Linked DNA regions of Homo sapiens: region 2 is linked to region 1. A link is an interaction called in ENCODE POLR2A ChIA-PET data of the cell type or tissue named here. Cell type or tissue: OCI-LY7. All regions are shown on one strand. Links, peaks and the distances in the headings refer to the core of each region. The heading gives the core; the rest is flanking DNA.

What was found. Peaks named below come from ENCODE experiments on the same cell type or tissue, not always from the same donor. Only the 100,000 strongest peaks of a DNase experiment are listed, where the experiment ranks them.
Region 2: POLR2A ChIA-PET joins it to region 1 with 5 read pairs; 2 of 35 experiments call an interaction of 5 or more read pairs at or near these places.

What each region holds. Positions count from the first base shown.
Region 1 is chr4:153,467,920-153,478,542 of GRCh38, forward strand. TMEM131L (transmembrane 131 like) reads left to right here. Exons shown (of 35, transcript NM_001131007.2): 3 at 5,926-5,969. Among named protein-coding and RNA genes, the nearest start is that of TMEM131L, 6.9 kb to the left of the region's middle. RefSeq lists enhancers at 1-117, 72-131, 1,383-1,883, 1,884-2,384, 5,151-5,240 and 1 more. In OCI-LY7, for the core only: no CTCF peak of the experiment used is centred there; DNase peaks (open chromatin) are centred at 3,952, 4,995 and 5,383; H3K4me3 peaks cover 4,425 bases; H3K27ac peaks cover 4,526 bases.
Region 2 is chr4:152,805,878-152,816,500 of GRCh38, forward strand. The region is part of intron 1 of ARFIP1 (ARF interacting protein 1); the gene reads left to right. Among named protein-coding and RNA genes, the nearest start is that of ARFIP1, 31 kb to the left of the region's middle. RefSeq lists an enhancer at 2,613-3,294. In OCI-LY7, for the core only: no CTCF peak of the experiment used is centred there; no DNase peak of the experiment used is centred there.

The DNA.
Region 1 (10,623 bases), core at 2,047-7,046:
CTTTTACAAGAAATTCCCATTGACTGTGAAGTGTGCACATTTAAATATAATGTTGTTGACTGCCTTTCACCAGTAACGGTAGTGATCCAAAATGCATTTTTTGGGTGGGAGTGGCTTGAATTATAAGGAAATATTTAGCTTGTGTGCAGTACTTTTTAAGATGTTCATTACTTCCCACGGTGGTGGCAGCACTTAATTCTGTGTTGTGTCTTGCGGCTGTTTAGAAAAACAGGATGTCTAGCTATAACTTTACCGGAGAGGCTGTCCAGTTTTACATTTCAGTTTTCTCCCTCCTATGTGAAACATTCAGAGTGCTGGTTTTGAGATATTTAGAATATTCATTTTGATCAGGGCTAATGAATAACAGCTTCAAGGCAGAGAGGTGATTTTAGAGGAGAATTTTCCTGGACCCTCCTTGAAGGCCAGCAGCCTGAATGAGACAGGTCTTTTGAGAAAGGGCCCCATCAGGATGAGGAGCAGATAGTTTTTCCTTCTCCTAAAAATTTATTCCCAAATGGATTTTTTCCCCGATTTTAAATAATATACATGTGTTTTTGAAGGTTTGGAAGATACAGAAATATAAAAAGAACAAAATAGAAATCCGTCGTATTCCTACTGCAAGAACGACATTTAACGCGATGTATTTATTTTAAAAAAATTATGTTTTTGTATATCAGAGTTGTTCAACAGTGGCACTGGTGACATTTTGGGCTACAGAGTTCTTTGTTGTGGGGGCTGTCCTGTGCACTGTGAGATGTTGAGCAGTTAGCATCCCTTGCCTCTACCCACTAGATGCCAGTGGCACTCACTGCTGCTTCCCCCTCTCCCCCACCCCCTCCTGATTTTGACAACTAAAAATGTTTCCAGACATTGCTAGATGTCCCTGGGGAGCAAAACTGCCCTGGTTGAGAAGCACTGGTGTATATCTATGTATATGTATTTGCATTTTTGCTCAATTATAGTTTCTATCTCTTACTGGCTAGTGTTGGAAGCCAACCCAGACTAAAAGGAAAGTAAATTATAGGTGATTGAGTCTAGTAGTATATACTCTCATTTGTTAGAGCGTTAGTTGAAGATTTAGTAGGTGTGCTCAGAGATGGAAATGTCAAGGCCTAAATGATTATTTGATTTATGGGCTCAAAAGTTATTTTATACAATTCTTAATTTCTGGTTTATTTGTATAATACAATTTGTTTTGATAATAGATGTCAGAATTCAGAAGCTGTCTGGGATATTCAGTATAGAGGGATTTATAGCTAAGCTATTTTAATCAAAGCTATAATGAAAGTGAAACTGGTTTTCAAAATAATTTTCTAAATACTTCATCCATATCTCTACGTATACCTTTTAGAAACTATCTTGCCCTGCTTATACCTGGGCCCAAGGGTAAGGGAGACACACACACACACACACACACACACGTGTGTATGTGTGTGTATATATATCTCATAAGCTACAGAGAGTTTTGAAGAAAGTTATTTTAAGTGAATTATTTTCAAAGTATTTTGAATTTTTTCAGCAAAAATTCCCTCATATGTGTCAAACGGAGTCTGTTGAAAAGAGAATATTTATAGGTGTTAATTTAAATTTGAGGGTTTTCTGCTTAATTAACCAGTACATTGGGTTTCTTTCATGCAGGAAGACTGAAAGATGGCTTCAGAGGCTAAGATTTGTCAGTAGTAGATGAAATAGGAACTTTAGAGGATGTGGCATTAAATAAAATACTGGCCAGGCTGGTGGCTCACGTCTGTAATCCCAGCACTTTGGAAGGCTGAGAGGGGTGGATCACCTGAGGTCAGGAGTTTGAGACCAGTCTGACCAACATGGACAAACTCTGTCTCTACTAAAAATGCAAAATTAGCCGGGCGTGGTGGTGCAGGCCTGTAATCCCAGCTGCTCGGGAGGCTGAGGCAGGAGAATTGCTTGAACCTGGGAGGCGGAGGTTACAGTGAGCTGAGATCGCGCTGAAGCACTCCAGCCTGGGCAACAAGAGCAAAACTTTGTCTCAAAAAACAAACAAACAAACAAACAAACAAAAAAACCAGTAACATATTTGCCAACACTGTTTGTATAGTTATTTATTTTGGAGATGTCTCCTGTTGATTAAGTCTTTTTTTTTTTTTAATGACAGGTCTCTAAGTGATCAAGACTAACTTACTATTAGTAAAACCATATATGACAACTAAATTGTTGTAAACTGTCAGAACCTCTGGCCAGGTCTCCTGGGTTTGAATCTCAGCCCTATCCCTTTTTAGCTCCATAAATTCACCTGTTTGTCCTGTTTTCTCATCTGCAAAGTCTGGGGAATTATGGTGCTGGTTTCAGAAGACTTTGAGAAGATTAAGTGCCTGGAACTTAGTGAGCACCTACTGTAGCTTACCTAATATTTTAGTGGTCCCTGAGCTGACTGGTAGACTTGGGCATTGGAGAGCATGAACGGCTTTCTTGTTTTGAAAGGTCTGAATAGTACAGATAACTCAGCACTATTGTGTGCTCTATGATTGTAAAGTTGTACTAGTCATATCTTTTTGTTATATACTCTCATGTCATAAAATCATTTGGTGTAGGAACATACAAACTGTATATCCATGGTGATCATGAGAGGAAGGAGGAAAAATATATATGATTTTATTCTTACATTTACAGAAATTTTCCTCTGCTCTGACTGTACTTGAACACACTGAATGCAAAGTGGTGATGGTGTGGAAACCAAACAGGTGTTTCATTAGCTTATTTTCAAGAAGTAATTGGGTGTGTGCAGGATACGGCTTTGTGTACCTTCTTACTTTGCCTTCAAAGTCAGAAACTGCGATTCCATGTGATCCACGCATAGGTGATGTCCACCTGACCTGCTCTGTCCTGCAGGGCCTTCCGTGTCAGTCCTGTGGTACGCCCACTCCAGCCCCACCCTTGGCCAAGCATGTCCAACACGTATCTGTTGAATTAATGAATGCAACAGCCCCGCTGGTCATTCAGGGCCTGTCCTTCCTGACTCCTGCCCTGCAGTGGCATTGTCATCGTTTCTCCCTCTTTGAGTTTCTTGTAGTGCCTTCGGTTTTTTTTGTTTGTTTTCTTTTTTTTTTTTGAGACTGAGTGTTGCTCTTGTCGCCTAGGCTGGAGTGCAATGATGTAATTTCGGCTCACTGCAACCTCCGCCTCCTGGGTTCAAGTGCTTCTCCTGCCTGAGCCTCCTGAGTAGCTGGGATTACAGGCATGCGCCACCATGCCCGGCTAATTTTTGTGTTTTTAGTAGAGACTGGGTTTCACTATGTTGGTCAGGCTGATCTTGAACTCCTGACCTTGTGATCTGCCTGCCTCAGCCTCCCAAAGTGCTGAGATTACAGGTGTGAGTCACCGTGCCCGGCCCATGTCTTCGTTTTTCTCCTTTGTCTTGTGCATGTCTTGTTGCCTTAACTGGGTTCTCCTTTGAGGGGCTGGGCTGCTAAGGGTTGGTGCCCTGCTGTGGCCACAGTGTCCTGCATACAGTAGACATTCAGTACTGCCCATGAAGTCGTCCTAGTGCGGGAGAGGCAGTTGTCAGTGTCTTGCCGAGTTCCCCTATTTATGAGGTTGGCTAAGTCTGCAGGTAACAGGTGGAATGCCTTAAATGGTTATTTCCTAGTATTGTTTGACAATCACATTTTTAAAAATCAGTTCTAGCTGCAAGAAGGGCAGTCTAGAATCTGTTCTTTCAATCCATCCAGACTTCTTTGAGAAGAGAAGGCTCACTCCTGATGCCCCTTGGTTAGCAGGTTTGGGAACCAGGGACAGGTGCTGAGTAGGAGCAGCCGTTACCTGATACAGAATCATGTTGGTGCTAGGCAGGGCTGGGCAGGCTCAGTGCTCCACTGCCGTTACTTGTTCATTTAGCAAAGATGGACCTTTGGGGCGGGCCCAGTTAGGTCTCCAGAGATACAGTGATGAATAAGAAAGAATCTGCCTTTAAAAATATCAAGTTTATTTTCCCGCATCTTAAGTCAGAGGGTGTAGATAACGGAAATTGGTAGAAAGTGAAACAGGAAATGATACACAGAGTTTTTGTTATCACAGGTACTGTGTTATGTAATAGCATCTTGCTCCAGTGAATCATTGACCAGTATTTGGTAATCTTTTTGTCATAGAGATTTATTTTTGGTTTAATCAACTTCCATCAACATTAAAAAAAAATAACTAACATGGGTTGGGCACTTCTGGCATCATTTAAATGCTTTATGAGTATTAACTCATTAACACACTAAACACTATGAAGTTTACAGATGATGAAATTGAGGCACAGAACAGCGAAATTACTTGGCTCAAGGTAATAAGAAAGTGACAGTCCTAGGAGAGTAAGTGTTTAACTATAGAGCCCAAGTTTTTAGCCATTACGTATGTTGTGTGAGTTTCAGTACAGTTTGACCAGAAAAGCACTATTATGGTGGTAAAGTTTCTGTGTCTGAGGGGAAAGCATGTCATGTTCTATTTTGATTTAGAAAAAGTTGCTTAGTGAAGTTCCCATAATAGTCATATCCACATGTAGTTAAGAAACAGCTGGCTTGTACTCAGCTCTGCAGATGTTTTATTGAGCACATACTGCAGGCCAAGCAGTGCTTTAGGTGTCAGGGATATTACAGTAGACAAAAAAAAACAAAAAACACCTGCCCTTGTGATGCTTGCAGTCTAAATGGAAGCAGAGAGATAGACAGTAAACAAGACAGAGAATAAATTTATTTAGTCTGTTCGAAGGGCATACATGTTGTGTGGTGGCAATGTGGGGTGGTGATGTGAGTTGCGGTTTTAAGAGGTCAAAGTGTACCACTCTGAAAGGGCAATATTTGAGCCAATCTTTGAAAGTGGTGAGAGAGAACAGCCAGTGCAAAGGCCCTGAGGCACTTCCCAAGAGGCAGTGGGGGAATTACATGCTTTTGTCCCTGCCCTTTGTGGTTGGCAAGATCAGACTGGTAATACCCTGGGACCACAGTCAAGTGCTGAAATATAGGAACTGAGAGAAGAGGCACCCTGCTTTGGAGAGGTCAGCTAAGGCTTAGGGACAAGGGAGGCCTTAGAGATCTGCAGCAGCAAGTGTGTGCCTGGGGCCTAGCCCAGAGCCTCGCCTGGTAGACAGTTAAGTTCAGCATTTTCCCTCGGACATTTTAAATTGGAGCCCAGGTGCTTGCCGCAATGTGGTTGTAGGGGTAGGGCTGGGTGTGTCAGGGCCTGTGTGGGACAGTGCTGTATGCTGTTGAAGAGCTTGGTGTGCATCTGACCAGTTGGAGGGAGCCATAGTAGGTTCTTGAGCAGGGACTGAAGTGATGACATTGAGTGCTGGGTCCTTACTGTGTGATAAGGGTGATAAGGAGTGAATGATATGAGGAGACTGGTCTTTGCTGCACAGAGTGCGATGGTGCACCGGATGGTTGCAGGCAGCAGTCTGCAGGCAGAGAAGAAAGCTGCGTTTGTCTTCTAATACAGCCGGGGCTACTGATGGTGTGGGCTGCTGTGTTGGAAGAAAGGACAGGTAGGAACTGGGTTTCCCGTGAGTGGGTAGGTCTTTCTGGTAGGAGGTGAAGGGAGGAGAGCAGTGCAAGATGACTATAAGATTTGCCCAGGGGTGGCCGGGCACAGTGGCTCACGCCTGTAATCCCAGCACTTTGGGAGGCCGAGGCGGGTGGATCACAAGGTCAGGAGTTTGAGAACAGCCTGGCCAACACAGTGAAACCCTGTTTCTACTAAAAATACAAAAATTAGCCAGGTGTGGTGGCATGTGCCTATAGTCCCAGCTACTTGGGAGGCTGAGGCAGGAGAATTGCTTGAACCCAGGAGGCGGAGGTTGCAGTGAGCCGAGACCCTGCCATTGTACTCCAGCCTGGGTGACAGAGCGAGACTCTGTCTCAAAAACAAACGAACAAACAGAAACAACGGTTAACACATGTTCTTTTTCAATAGGGTGATTCTGAAGAGGGTCTGGAGGAGCCTTCTCAAGAACAGAGGTAAGGAAAAAATGGGGGTGGAAACCTGCATGCTGAATGTCCCTGCCCACTTTGGGTGCTCTCTGAAGTCTCAGTATATGTCCATGTTTATGTATTTAGTAGTATCTGTAATACACCTTTCTCTTTGGCATTTGTCGTATCTATACCTTCTAATACATTAATACGATTTTGTTTTAAAATAAGGTTGTTTAGAAAGCTGTTAGAAATAGCCCCTCCTTCGCCACTCACCAATTTCACTTTTTCCATGATGTGCTTGTGCCCTCCCTCTTGTTTATAAACATCTATTGAGTGCCAGGCACCGTGCTGGGTGCTGAACATGAAACACAAACAAGACCTCTGTTTCGTGTAGTGGGCAAGTAAGACTTTACTGTAAGTAAAATAATTATGCTTATGACAAGAGCTATCAAGAATTAGTTTCCTGTAGTAGAGAATAATGAGGTGGATGGGCTCCTTTTGGGAGGTGACATTCCAGCTGAAGCCTGGAGGAAACAGGAGCAGCCACACAGCAGCGGGAACAGTGCTTTGGTCAGAGGGAATGGAGGTGCAAAGGCCCTAAGGCTGGAAGCCCTGCCGGCAATCCAGGAACTTGGAGAAGGCCAGTGTGGTTTGTAGGATGGTGAGATAAGGTATGTAGTCCTTTAGAAGTCGCAGTAAGGAATTTGAGTTTTGTTTTTAAGTGTGGTGTGAATTGTTAAAGAATTTTAACCAGGGGACTGGAATACAGTGGTATGATCCTGGTTCACTGCAACCTCCGCCTCCTGGGTTCAAGCAATTCTCCTGCCTCAGCCTCTCAAGTAGCTGGGATTACAGGCGTGTGTCAACATGCCTGGCTAATTTTTGTATTTTTAGTAGAGACAGGGTTTCTCCATGCTAGCCAGGCTGGTCTCAAACTCCTGACCTCAAGTGATCCGCCCGACTTCGCCTCCCATAGTGCTGGGATTACAGACATGAGCCACCGCACTCGGTCCTGTGAATTCCATTTTTAAGAGAATACCATGGGGCAGTCTTGGTCACTTGTCAAACTGGGTCCCTTAGAGGTACACGAAGACACTCTAAGTGGTGTATAAGTGGGAGGATAACTTGCAAGGACTACGCTTCCAGACCCCCAGGGTGTAGGTATCTCCTAAAGCTGATCTGAGTTGTAAGTTACCATTTTCCACCTCTGCTTTCACAATCTCTTTTCTCCACGTTACAAAAGAAAGCTGTATCTTCCACCCAGCCCCAATCCTGCTGTTGGCTTCATCTTGGGCAAAGAGGCAATTTGAAATATTGGTGTTTGTTAGGAAAAAGTGATCCACTCTGATTGGATGACAAATTCTTTAGTAACTTTGGTGGTTTTCAGATCGTTCCTTTTAGTAAAATTGAAGGAGGACCCAATGAATTTGACAACTGATAGATCATTCAAGTTACTTTTAATGATGGCTCACTGTGTGATTTTTAGATGAAACACTGAGGTAGTTTAGAGAATATACGGATAGTGCTGTAATAAAGCTGTTTCAGTACTTACAAGCTTTTTCAGTACTTACATTTAAAAAAGTTAAAAAGGAAAGGATTAAGTTGATAAAAAACCTGTCTCATTCTAGTAGTGGGTAATGTTCACATCAACCAGTTGGGGGGAAAATAGCTCTGTTCATCTCATTAAAGGATGCATTTTCAATAAGATTTTACTTTCTGTGTTTAATTACCTATCAAAATTTGTAAAACTTGTTGGTTTGATCAATTGTATGCAGTCGGCCCTCTGTATCTGTGACTTCTGCATTCGTGGATTCAACAAACTGTGGATCGAAAATACAGAAAAAAAAAGTATCTGTACTGAATATGTACAGACTTTTTCTTGTCATTATTCCTTAATACAGTATAAAAACTATTTACATAGCATTCACATTGTATTAGGTATTATTAGTAACCTAGAGATGATTTAAAGTATACAGGAGGATGTGCATAGGTTATATGCAAATACTATATACCATTTTATATCAGGGACTTGAGCATCTTCAGAATTTGATATTCTTGAGACGTCCTGGAACCAATCTCTCAGGGATTCGACTGTACTAATACAAATTGTATTGATAACTTTTTTTGTTTTTGGAAACAGTGTCTCACTCTGTTGCCCAGGCTGGAGTGCAGTGGTGTGATCTCGGCCTACTGCAACCTCCCCCTCCTGGGTTCAAGTGATTCTCCTGCCTCAGCTTCCTGAGTAGCTGGGATGGCAGGTGCACACAATCACGCCCGGCTAATTTTTGTATTTTTAGTAGAGATGAGGTTTCACCATGTTGGCCAGGCTGGTCTTGAACTCCTAACCTCAGGTTATCCGCCGGCCTCAGCCTCTCAGAGTGCTGGTATTACAGGCATGAGCCACCACGCCTGGCCTGAATTGATAACTTAATTCAGAAGGAAAAAAATTAATATTTAGACCTATGGTCATAGGAAAAATGTTTTAAAAACCTGAAATTTCAATTTATATTTATAGTCTTGTAGCAGAAGGCTTTGAACATAACTATGTATTCAGTTAAAATTCCTTGGGTAGGGCCAGGCGCAGTGGCTGACGCCTGTAATCACAGCACTTTGGGAAGCTGAGGCAGGCGGATCACGAGGTCAGGTGATCAAGACCATCCTGGATAACACAGTGAAACCCCCTCTCTACTAAATACACAAAAAATTAGCCAGGTGTGGTGGTGGGCGCCTGTAGTCCCAGCTACTCGGGAGGCTGAGGCAGGAGAATGGCATGAACCCGGGAGGCGGAGCTTGCAGTGAGCTGAGATCGCACCACTGCACTCCAGCCTGGGAGACAGATTCCATCTCAAAAAAAACAAAAACAAAAACAAAACAAAACCAAAAATTCCTTGGGTGACGTGGAATAGAAATGAGTTCATGGAGGAAAAGGAACAACATAAAATATCCAGCCATGAAGTTTATTTTTGTATTTAAAAAAATGGATAATGGTAGATATCATTTCAGTGGTATTTAGATTCCATTGAATTTATTTTAAAAAGGGATTGTGAGTTTTATTAAAAATGCCAGTACGTACAGTGTGGCAGAGATTACATTTTTACAGCTGGTAAACGCCCACAATTGTAAATGTGACACAACTTAAACATCCTTTTTGGGTGTGTGGGAGCAAGAAAAATTGAGGAATGTTGATATCAGGGTAGGGGGTTGAAAGTGGATGGAGGGAAATGGAACATTTTGAGATACATTCTTGAGGCGGGACAGATCCTTTACTTGTTGAATTTGTTGTGGAGTGTGAGGGAAAGAGAAATCATGGAGAGAGAGCATCTAGATTTTGGCTTAAATGTCTGGAGAGATGGTGATGACTGTGCTGGGAAAGGATTTAGTGGGAGGGAATCAGGAACTGTGTTCGGCTGCCTCCTGGGAATCTCAGACTTGATATGACACGTCTACAGGGAGATGGCAGGTAGAGTTGATACCACTCTGGAGCTCGGAGGCCAGGGCTGCAGACCCAGGTGTGGGTGTGTGCAGCCCATAGAGAGCTGTGTTGCACGTGCCTTTGTATTTGTTTTCTTTTGTAGATGCAGTTCTCTTCATTCTTATTATTCAGCACTAGTTTCTTTTTGCCAGTTTTTTCAAAAATCAAACTTTAAGATATTCGTAGATTTTGTCCTTATTGGTCTTTTCACATAGCATCAGATTATCAGAATGAAAGATGTGGGAATGAGGGAGAACAGTGTCCTTTTTGACGATGACTTATATAAAAAAAAAATTTTACATCATGCCTGTGTACTTGCAAGCATATACATGGATGTATGAATATATACATGTGTATAATCTATGTGCTTTTTTATTTATAAAAATGAATTAAAGTTTCAGAAAATAGTACTCACTCTTGTTGCCTGCAATGTATTCTATTTTCTATTGCATTTTCTTTTATCACCTACTGGCTTTATTTATTTTTTGGTAATAGCTTGATTGAGATGTTGTTCACGTAGCATATAATTCACCCATTTAAAGTGCACAGTTGGTTTTCAGCATATTCAGAGTTGTATAACTGTTACTACAATAAATTTTAGAAGAACATTTTGTCTTCCCGAAAGAAGTGCCTTACCCTTTAGCCATCAACCTCCAATCTCCTATCCCTGCCTGGATTCATTTTAAAACTCAGTACATCATAGTTCACAGTCTGATCAACCTTAATTTATATGTTTTATCTTCCTGATATTAAATATTCCAGTATTTTGCTATTTTATCTCTACTTTTTAAAAACTTGACTTGCAAACCTCTTTGTTTCTTTTGGCTTTTTTTGGGTTGAGGTCTGTTCCTCATGTGTAAAGAAATGATCATGATGTGGGTGGGATGCTGCTTTTAAAAACCTTTGTGTCCATTTTTTGAAAATGCAGATTCTGAAGCTGTCTCCAAGAATTAGCTCTGTAAGTGTAATGTTCTGTGATTGGTAAATTAGTCACCTACGTACTTACTATTCATTTACCTTCTACCTTCTTAATTTTGTAACTTCCCCAAAACCCACCTTATTTCTTGCTACTTTGAAAAGAAAACTTTTGCTTTAGAGTAGATTTAAATTTATAGAAAAATTACAAAGATAGTACAGAGACGTCCTGTATACCCCTCACCCAGTGAACCCTAATGTTAATGTCTTATATTACTGTGGTACATTTGTCACTGAGAAACCAACATTAGT
Region 2 (10,623 bases), core at 3,214-8,213, 660 kb before region 1:
TGCTTGAATGTCTGGTATTTTGAGCTTTTATGTAATACAAGGCGGGCTCTGCCCTTTCCCAAGCCTCACAATGTGGAGGCTTTCCCCAACTTTGGTTGGGGCCTGGGGCTGGGCAGCCAAAAATAAGGAAATATACATCATACTTGGCTAAAGTCTTACTTGGCAAACCAGTTATGCCTGTATTGCTATTTTAAAAGATCTAAAATGAGGAACAGAAGAATTTTTTTTCTTCGTGATTGCATTTTATGTTCTGCCACTCTTCAGATATTTGCCTTTCTTTAGATATTCTCTTTGAGGCAGTACTTCTAATTTTCAGACTCTGGATCAAACACAGGGAAAATAGGTTTGTAAATGACACTTAGAACTATGCAGTCATTTTTCTAGTGAGAGAGTATTAGTGTAATTTATTTTTTGTGGGCAGGACACATTTTGGAAAATGACAAACTTCTTTTGCTGCTGGGTTGTGGAGCTGATATAGTTCCTCTTTGTAGGTGGGCACTGTGATCAGGGTCACACACACCTCCCGCCACCAGACTGGTATGGTATGGTTGCTCTCTGGGTGGATTGGGGGCCTGCAGGAAAAATAGGTCCTCTGCCATTAGAGATGATAAAATGTAATTTTTACCTTTTTTTCAAAATCAACAGTTTATTGAGGTAAAATTTACATATAAGTGTACTCATTTAAAATGTGCAGTCTAATGAGTTTTGACACATATATAAACTTGGAAAACCACAGTCATAATCAAGATACAGAATGTTTCCATCACCATACAGTTAGTTTCTTGTGTCCCTTTGCAATCAGTTCTTCCCTACATTACTTGTCTCCCAGGCAACCACTGATCTGTCATAACAAATTAGTTTTGTATGTTCTAGAATTCTGTACAACTGGAATCATAATAGTATGTATTCTTTTTGTGCCTGACTTTTTTTTTTTTAGCTCAACGTAAGTTTTTTTTTCTTTTTCTTTCTTTTTTTTTTTAGAGACAGGTCTCACTCTGACACCCATGCTGGAATGCAGTGGCAGAATCATAGCTCACTGTAACCTTGAACTCTCAGGCTCAAGTAGTCCTCCCACCTCAACCTGCTGAGTAGCTAGGACTAACAGGCATGTACCACCACAGCAGGCTAATAAAAAAAATTATTTTTAGAGAGCATCTCGCTATGTTGCCCAGTTTGGTGTTAAACCCATGTTTCGAAATTAATCAAGAGTTGTTGCATGCATCAGTAGTTCATTCCTTTTGTATTGCTGAGGAATATTTCATTGTATGGATATACCACAATTTGTTTATTCATTAACCTAGTGATGGACTTTTTTTTTTTTTCTAGTTTTGGGTTCTTATAAGGAAAGCTGCTAGGAGTACATGTCTACAAGTAAGGACGTTTATTTTAATTTCTTTTTGGTGAATGTTTTTGTATAGAATGGCTAAGTCATATAGTCAAGTATATATTTACCTTTACAAGAAATTGCTAAACAGTTGTCCAAAGTGAAGTACTTTTTGCATTTCCTACATTCATGTATGCAAGTTCCAGTTGCCCTTCACTCACATTTGGTATTATAGTCATCTTTACTTGAGCCGTTATAGTGGTTATGTAGTGGCATCTTATTGTGGTTTTAATTTGCATTTCCTTGATGACTAATGATGTTGAGCATCTTTTAATGTACTTACTCGCCATTCCTGTACTTTCATTTGTGAAGTGTTCTGTTACGTTTTGGCCATTTTTCATTTGTGTTTTCTTGCTATTGAATTGCAAGAGTTATTTATATGTCTTTGCTGTCAGTCATTTGTCACATATAGATATTGTAACTGATTTTCTCCTAGTCTGTGGTTCACCTTTTTGTTTTTTTTTTGATGGTGTCTTTTGAAAAGAGGTTTTTAATTTTAATGAGGTCCAGATTATCAGTATTTTTCTTTTCTTGTTTTTGCTTTTTGTGTCTAAGAAATTTTGCTTACCCACGGTCATGACTCCGTACTATTCCACCCCAAGATAACCACTGTTCTGCCTATATCATCAACACTTACTGGTTTTCTTTTTGAATTGGATCATGTAATATGTACTCTTTGGTTCTGGTCTCATTTGCTGAACATTATGTCTGTGAAGTTTTTTCCATTTTTTTTTTTAAGACAGAGTTTCGCTGTTGTTGCCCAGGCCGGAGTGCAGTGGCACGATCTTGGCTCACTGCAGCCTCCGCCTCCCAGGTTCAAGTGATTCTCCTGCCTCAGCCTCCCAAGTAAATGGGATTACAGGCATGCGCCACCACGCCTGGCTATTTTTGTATTTTTAGTGGAGACGGAGTTTCTCCATGTTGGTCAGGCTGGTCTTGAACTCCCGACCTCAGGTGATCTTCCCACCTTGGCCTCCCAAAGTGCTGGGATTACAGGTGTGAGCCACCACGCCTGGCCTCCATTTTTTTTTTTTTTTTTTTTTTTTTTTTTTTTTTGTAGCAGTAGTTTGTTGTGTTCTATTGCTGTGTGGTAGTTCATTGTATGACTCCACCACAGTTTATTTGATAGACATTTGGATTGTTTCCAGGTTTTGGCCATTATAGGTAAAGCTGCTATGAATATTCTTGTACTTGCCTTTTAATGGACATGTGTATTTATATTTCTTGGGTATATTTCCTAGGAGTGGAATTGCTGGGTTATAGGATAGTCGTATGTTTAACTCAAATAGTACTGCCAAATAGTTTTCCAAAGTGATTTTTACCAACTTTTACTTGTACCAGCAATGTATAAGAGTCTAGTTGCTCTACATACTGGCTACTACTTGGTTTTGTCAGTCTTTCTAGTTTCCGCCTTCTAATGGGTGTATAATGGTATCTGGTGGTTTTAATCTGCATGACAAGTTGAGCTGAATGACTTTGTAGCTCCTTCCCAATGCTAAGGTTTTCTGTGTGTTTTACAAAGTGGAGCCGGGCGTGGTGGCTTTTGCCTGTAATCCCAGCACTTTGGGAGGCCGAGGCATGCAGATCATCTGAGGATGGGAGTTCAAGACCAACTTGACCAATATGGTGAAACCCCGTGGTGTTTCACCACATGGTGGCATGTGCCTGTAATCCCAGCTCCTCAGGAGGCTGAGGCAGGAGAATGGCTTGAACCTGGGAGGCGGAGATTTTAGTGAGCAAAGATTGCACCACTGCATTCCAGCCTGGGCGACAGAGGAAGACCCGTCTCAAAAAAAAAATAAGTGGCAAGTGTTGTAGCATGTAAACACAGGTCCTTAAATAACAGTAGGTGTTCTTGGGTTTTTGTGTAAATACAAAAGATATTTGTATAGCTAATTTTGCTGTATTAACCTTCCTCTCTTATATAGGGCATGCTTATAGCACTGGTTCTACTTGGCTGCACATTAGAATCACCTGGTGAGCTTTTAAAACTACTTTAAATGCATAGTGGCCATTCATATGGGTCCTGACTTGTAGATGTGTATTCATAGCAGCTTTACTTACGAGAGCCCAAAACTAAAAAAAGTCCATCATTAGGTTAATGACTAAAGAAATTGATATATACATACAATGAAATATTCCTCAGCAATACAAAAGGAATGAACTACTGATGCATGCAACAACTCTTGATTAATTTCAAAAGATTAAAATTATGATCTCCGTGGAGAGGCAGAAAGCTCCCCTAGTAGTTCTGAGATGCAGAGGGTTGATAATCGTTGGCATGTACAAATGGAATATTCCATTGCTTCTCAAGGGGGCTTGCTGTACCCTTTAGGAATGAAGCACCAACTATAAAATCTTTATTAGATATGTGTCATGTTAATTTATCCCCAACTTTGACCCATTGACAGGATTCAAGAAGCTAGTTCCCAGCCTTCACTTTTTTGGTTGTACAATATACTAGCTCTCTAGGTAAGTTCTATGCTCATATTTTTAATTTTGCATTACTCTTCATGTTACAATGCTAATTCTGCTTTTAAAGTACATTCTACATACAACTCAAGAAAATCACCTATTACAAATGCACTCTTTCTGTTAGCACTGGAGCAGTAGTCATGGTCATGTAAGAGTATTTGCTCAGCTTTGATCTTCTCCTTTAACATGATTGTGGATTTAGAATGTACTTGAACTTAACAAGGAACAACACTAAAAAAGGCACATGATTTGATTGTTGCTTTGTAAAATAAAAAAATGAATAAAATGTTCAGTTTTTTGTTTATGAATATAATAGTGAATCTCACCTTCTGTTGGTATGCAGGTTTGGTACATGACGATGCCTTTAGATCATCTCCAAAAAAGTAACATCATAATTGGAATGTGACATCCATATATATTGGATTTTTAAAGATTGTTTCCAAAGATTCAGCTGTACAGAGTGTGTGCCTAATACTTTTCTAACTTGGAAATAATTCAGTGGTGGCTAAAGCTGGCTTGTACTGCCTGCAAAAGCTGATTGGTAAATTTTCAAGAATTTGTAAGCCAACTGTTAAACACAGCCATTATTTTAAAAATTATGTAAAGTTATTATTAAATACATATATTAAAAATAAAAGTAATACCTCCTCAAACTTAGTAGTTCCTAAATATGTTACTGTCTTTTACTGTTATCTGTGCTCTTAAAGTTGTGTCTGTGGTGTTTCCGTGGTAGAAATACAATATGATGTTGTGCTGGTGTATATCTCTTTCTACTATACGATGGTGTGCTGGCCAGGCATGGTGGCTCACGCCTGTAATGGCAGTATTTCGGGAGGCTGAGGCGGGTGGATCATGAGGTCAGGAGATCGAGACCATCCTGGCTAACATGGTGAAACCCCATCTCTACTAAAAATACAAAAAAAAAAAATATTAGCTGGGCGTGGTGGCGGGTGCCTGTAGTCCCAGCTACTTGGGAGGCTGAGGCAGGAGAATGGCATGAACCTGGGAGGCGGAGCTTGCAGTGAGCCAACATCACGCCACCGCACTCCAGCCTGGGCTACAGAGCGAGACTCTGTCTAAAAAAAAAGATGGTGTGCTATTCCACATCTCTTCCTACTATATGATAGTGTGCTGCTGCGTATCTCTTTCTACTGTATGATAGTGTGCTGTGCTTATCTCTACTATATGATGTTGTGCTGCAGCGTATCTCTTTCTACTGTATGATGGTGTGCTATTGCATGTCTCTTTTTCCTGCCTCTGGATTCAGTGAGGTCACGTTCGAAGCTTGAAATTGGCCACTGTAGAAGTATTGGCAACATGGAAATCGACAACAGCCACATGCTAAGGTTAAGCCTTTTTTTTTTTTTTTTTTTTTTCAGTTTGGAAAACTGGTTGTTAAACATTTACTAGCACACCCACTCTGGAGACATTGTTCTTTATTCAATGAATGCCTTCTGTGTGCCGGCTACCCTTCATAAGTGCTTTGAATAAATCTTTACTTAATTTCCTCAAGTATTATCCGATATGTTTCTTAATATTATAGATGAGAAAAACAAGATTAAGTAATGAAGATCAGAAAGCAGCTGTTATATTGTACAGCTGGGATTTTAACCCAAGTCCAAAGCCCTTAGTCTTCTCATTATAGTGTGTGGTATCTCTGAGGCTTTGGAATAAGTTTTATAGAAGAGAGATCATTTGAGCTGAGCCTTAAGTTATGGGCAGGATCTTACTAGATATTGAAGTTGGAAGAATATTTCGAGCATTGTGAACAATTTCAGCAAATGTTCATAGATATCAAAGTACATTTCATGTTCCAGAAATGGTAAGTAGTAGATTCAGTAATAGAGGATATCTAGAAGAGTAAAGTTAAAAGAAGTGAAGCCCGAAAAGTTGATTGGAACCTATTGTGAAGGACCTTAAATAGCCTCAACCTTAGAACAAAAGAGATTGTTTTTATTCCTAAAGGACATAATTATGTCCCAAAGCATTTTGTATAATTATTTTGGTTGTCTAATTTGAATTTAAATTCAATTTCAATTTAAAGCATGAGTGAGGTATCATGTATATTTTTTGTCCAGGGAGATAACATGGAGCTTTTGGTTTGGGGCCTTATTCTGCCGATTTGTATGTTGGCTGTTAATTTTCAGTACTATAATTAATGGTTAGTAAATGATGTTCCCCCAAAATGGGTCATTCTTTGTAGGGAAGAAAATGAATAGATAATAGTTGCAATGTTTGCATATCTTTTGGCAAATGAGTATTCTTGTTACCTACTTTACGGCATAAAGTAGTATTGGTTTATCATTGTCTTTCTGATTTTCAGAACATCGGTTTTTTATTTAAAGTCACAAACCCGGAACAATACATAGTTCCATTGCTGTAATTTTCTCTGCTGTATCTGCATCATGAACCATTTACTCCCCTTACCCCCAGAATCTTTTTTGCAGTATCTTCTGCCTTTTGTTGTTGTTGTTTTGAGATGAGTTCTTGCTGCGTCAGCCAGGCGGGAGTGCAGTGGCACGATCATGGCTCACGGCAACTGTGACCTCCCTGGGTTAAGCAATCCTTCCACCTCAGCCTCCTGAGTAGGTAGGACCACAGGCACATGCCACCAAGCCAGGCTAATTAAAAATAAAAGTACAGACAGGGTCTCCCTATGTTGCCCAGGCTGGTCTCAAACTCCTGGGCTCAGGCCATTCTCCCTCCTGGCCTCCCAAAGTGCTGGGATTGTAGGTGTGAGCCGCCCCGTCTGGCCTTCTCTTCCTTTTAATGTTCCACACGATTCTTCTCTTGAGTTCTTTTGTCATTCTTAACAGTTAATGCCATCCACATCCCTAAAGTGATGATTTCCAGGTTTATGTTTTCAGCCTGGAGCTCTAGACTTGCATTTTGAAATTCCAAATGAACTGGTGGACTTGGATACCCCACAAACATTCTCAAATTCAGAATGTCTACACTAGACTCAATCTCTGGCCTTTCCAAGCCAAATAAACCTCTTGCTTTCCTTATTTTGGTGAGTGACATGTTTATCTTTCTAGTTGCCCAAGCCATAAATTGGAGGACAGTGAGAAGAGGTAGGTCATTCTAGATTCCTCCTTCTTTTTCATTTCCACAATCCAGTTACTCTGTAAGTCTCTTATTTCTGCTTCCTTAATATCTGTTGAATCCACCTTTTTTCATTCCCACAACTTTGATTCCAGTTGTTATGATTTATTGACTATATTGTAAAATAGTCTTTCAAATAGCTTTTCTGTCTTCAGTCTGTGATGCTTTCCTTCAGTCTAGCCTCCCACCAGGCTGTTTAAAATACTGTCAGCCCTCCCTGTCCATGAGTTCTAATCCATGGATTCAGCCAACCTTGGATTGAAAATATTTGAGGGGGAAAAACAATAAAAAATAATACAGTGTAACAGTTACTTATATAGCATTTGCATTGAATTAGGTATTACAGATAATCTAGTGATGATTTAAAGTGTACAGGAGGATATGCATAGGTTATATCCAAATATTACATCATTTTATATAAGGGCCCTGAGCATCGGTAGAATTTTGTATCCATGGGATGGGGAGTGTGGGCTGGGGGGTCCTGGAACCAGTCCCCCACAGATACCAAGGGATGACTGTAAATTGATCAGACTCCTCTTGCTTTCTTATTCCTTTCAGTTTTTTGTTTGTTTTTATGCTTCTCTACTCTGCGTTTTTCCTCTCCTCCTCTTTTCCTGCCTTTTCATTTATTATTTGATAATCTGAATATTTTTAATGTTGATTATTGGAATATTTTTATTTGAATTCCATTTTTATTTTTCTGATTACTTTTTAGCTGTACTTCTTTGCATTATACTTTTAGTGGTTGCCATAGGAGTACAGTATATATCCTGAAATTTTGTAGTCCACTTACAAGTAATAATGCACTGCTTCACTTGAAATACAGAAATCTTACAACCTTTTAGGTCCATATTTTCCTTACCTTTCCCCTGTTTTTTGATAATAATTGTTATTATAGATATTATATCTTGATACATATTAAGCCCCAGAAGATAATCTTATAACATTTTCTTCAAGCAATTATGTGGATTATAAATAAATTAAGAGGAAAAGGCAAAAGGGAAAAAATAGGGTTATTTTTTGTATTTACCAAGTTATTTACCGTTTCACTTCCTCCTCCTTCTTTTCTGAAAATCCACCTTTCTCTCTGATTTCATTTCCCTTCAGCCTGAAGAACTTCCTTTAATATTTCTTGTAATGCAAGTCAAGTCTTTTGGTTTTGTCCAAAAATATCTATTTCTCCTTTATTCGATATAGAATTCTAGGTGGACAGTTTTTCTTTTGTTCTTCTTCTTCTGTCTTCTTTCTTCTTCTTCTTTTTTTTTTTTTTTTTTGTTTCACTCTGTCACCCAGGCTGGAGTGCAGGGACATGATCATAGCTCACTGCAGCCTCGACCTCCCTGGGCTCAGGTGATCTTCCCACCTTAGCATCCCAAATAGCTGAGACCACAGGTGCGCACCACCATGCCTAGCTAATGTTTTTTGTATTTTTTGTAGAGACGGGGTTTTGTCGTATTGCCCAGGCTGGACTTGAACTCCTGGGCTCAAGCCATCCACCCATCTCAGCCTACCAAAGTGCTGGGATTATAGATATGAGCCACCACTCCTAGCCAGTTTCTGTCTTTCATCACTTTAAAAATGTTTCAGCTCAGGTGCATTGGTTCATGCCTGTAATCTCAGCACTTTGGAAGGCTGAGGTGGGAGGATCATTTGAATCTAGGAGTTTGAGACCAGCCTGGGCAACATAATAACACCCTGGTCTCTACAAAAAATTAAAAAACAAAAAATTAGCCAGGCATGGTGGCACACTGAGGTGGAGGATTGCCTGAGCTTGAACAGTCAAGGCTGCAGTGATTCATGATCACCCTATTGCACTGCTAGCCAAGGGCAACAGACTGGGACCCTGTCTCAAAAAATAAATAAGGTAAGATAAGGTAAGGTAAAGGTAAAAGAATAAGCAAAAGTAAGACTACAACTTTCCCCCTGGGTACCCTGGCCACTGCTGGATGCACAGCATGGATAGCACTTAGCTCAAAGCTAAAAGCCTAGGAGACGGAAAGTTACTTGCATAGATCCCTGTTTCCATTCTGCAAGTGAGCACGACCTCCCCACCAGAGTTTCTGTTTACTTTCTGATACTTTCAGGGGATTTCTTTTTAAATTGTGTTCAGTTTTGTAGTTGCATTCTTGCAGGTGTGGGGAGGTTCAGTAGGGTCTTTGTCATCAGTCTCAGAAGCAGGAACCTGTGTTCTTTTTACCTGTCCTCAGAAGCCCCCTGTTATGTTTCTCCTTCTACCTTACATGCCATTCTTTATGAGTTTTTTCTGCTAGTGCCTCTTCATTTCCCTGTATCTCAGATTTTGGGATATCCCAGAGTGTAGTTTTTAGATTCTTCTGCTTCTTTTTTTTTAATCTCTACAGACTTTCTAGGGCAGGAGTCAGGCCAAATCCATGCTCATTCATTTGCATACTGTCAGTGGCTGCTTTGGGATTGCAACAGCAAAATTGAGTAGTTGCAACAGAGACCTTATGGCCCACAGAGCTTTAGATATTTACTGTATGACCCTTCATAGAAAAAAGTTGTTGACTCCTGTTCTAGGTGATCTCATCCAGTCAGAGATTTAAGTGCATTTACACACTGATGTCTTCTAAATTTCTTATTCCCAGCTTCAAGCTTTTGTCTGGACCTCAGGCTCATAAATCCAGTAACCTACTTACCTTCTTTGCTTGCATATAATAGGCTTGTAAACTTTGATATGTCCTAAACTAAATTCTTGATATTTCCCTTACATTGTGCTCTTCCCCCAATCTTGTCCAATGGCAATTCCATCTTTCCAGCTATTCAGCCAAAACTCTTGAGAGTTATCCCTGACTTCTCATTTTTCCTTATCTCACATCTGTCTGTAAGGAATTCGTGTTGTCTTTACCTTCAGAATATACCTGTAATCTGACCACTTCTTTTTTTTTTTTTTTTTTTTTTTTGAGACGGAGTCTCGCTCTGTCGCCCAGGCTGGAGTGCAGTGGAGGGATCTCGGCTCACTGCAAGCTCCGCCTCCCGGGTTCACGCCATTCTCCTGCCTCAGCCTCCCAAGTAGCTGGGACTACAGGCGCCCGCCACTACGCCCGGCTAATTTTTTGTATTTTTAGTAGAGACGGGGTTTCACCGTTTTAGCCGGGATGGTCTCGATCTCCTGACCTCGTGTTCCGCCCGCCTCAGCCTCCCAAAGTGCTGGGATTACAGGCGTGAGCCACCGCGCCCGGCCATCTGACCACTTCTTTACATCCTCAGCTACTGTTCCCCTACTCCAAGCTACTATCATCTCTTGCCTAGACTATTCCAGTAGGCTCCTAATTGTTCTCCTTCTGCCTGTGCATGATTATTGTTTAATTCCAACACAGTAGCAAAACAACAGTACTTTAAAAACCTGAGTCAGATTGTTTTACCCCACTGTTCAAAACTCTCAGCTAGATTTTCATCTTACTCAGAATAAAATCCAGAGTTCTCGTGATAATTTTTGAAGTCACACACGTTCTTGCCACTGGCCATCTCTCTGCCATTTCCTCCTTTTCTCCCCCTTGCTGTCTTCCCTCAAACCACCTGGCCTTCTTGCCATTCCTTGAAAAGCTGAGCATGATACCACCTCCTGATACTTGTACTTACTGTTCTCTCTGCCTGCAGTGTTGTAGCTGTCTTTATGACTTACTCCCTCACTTTATTCA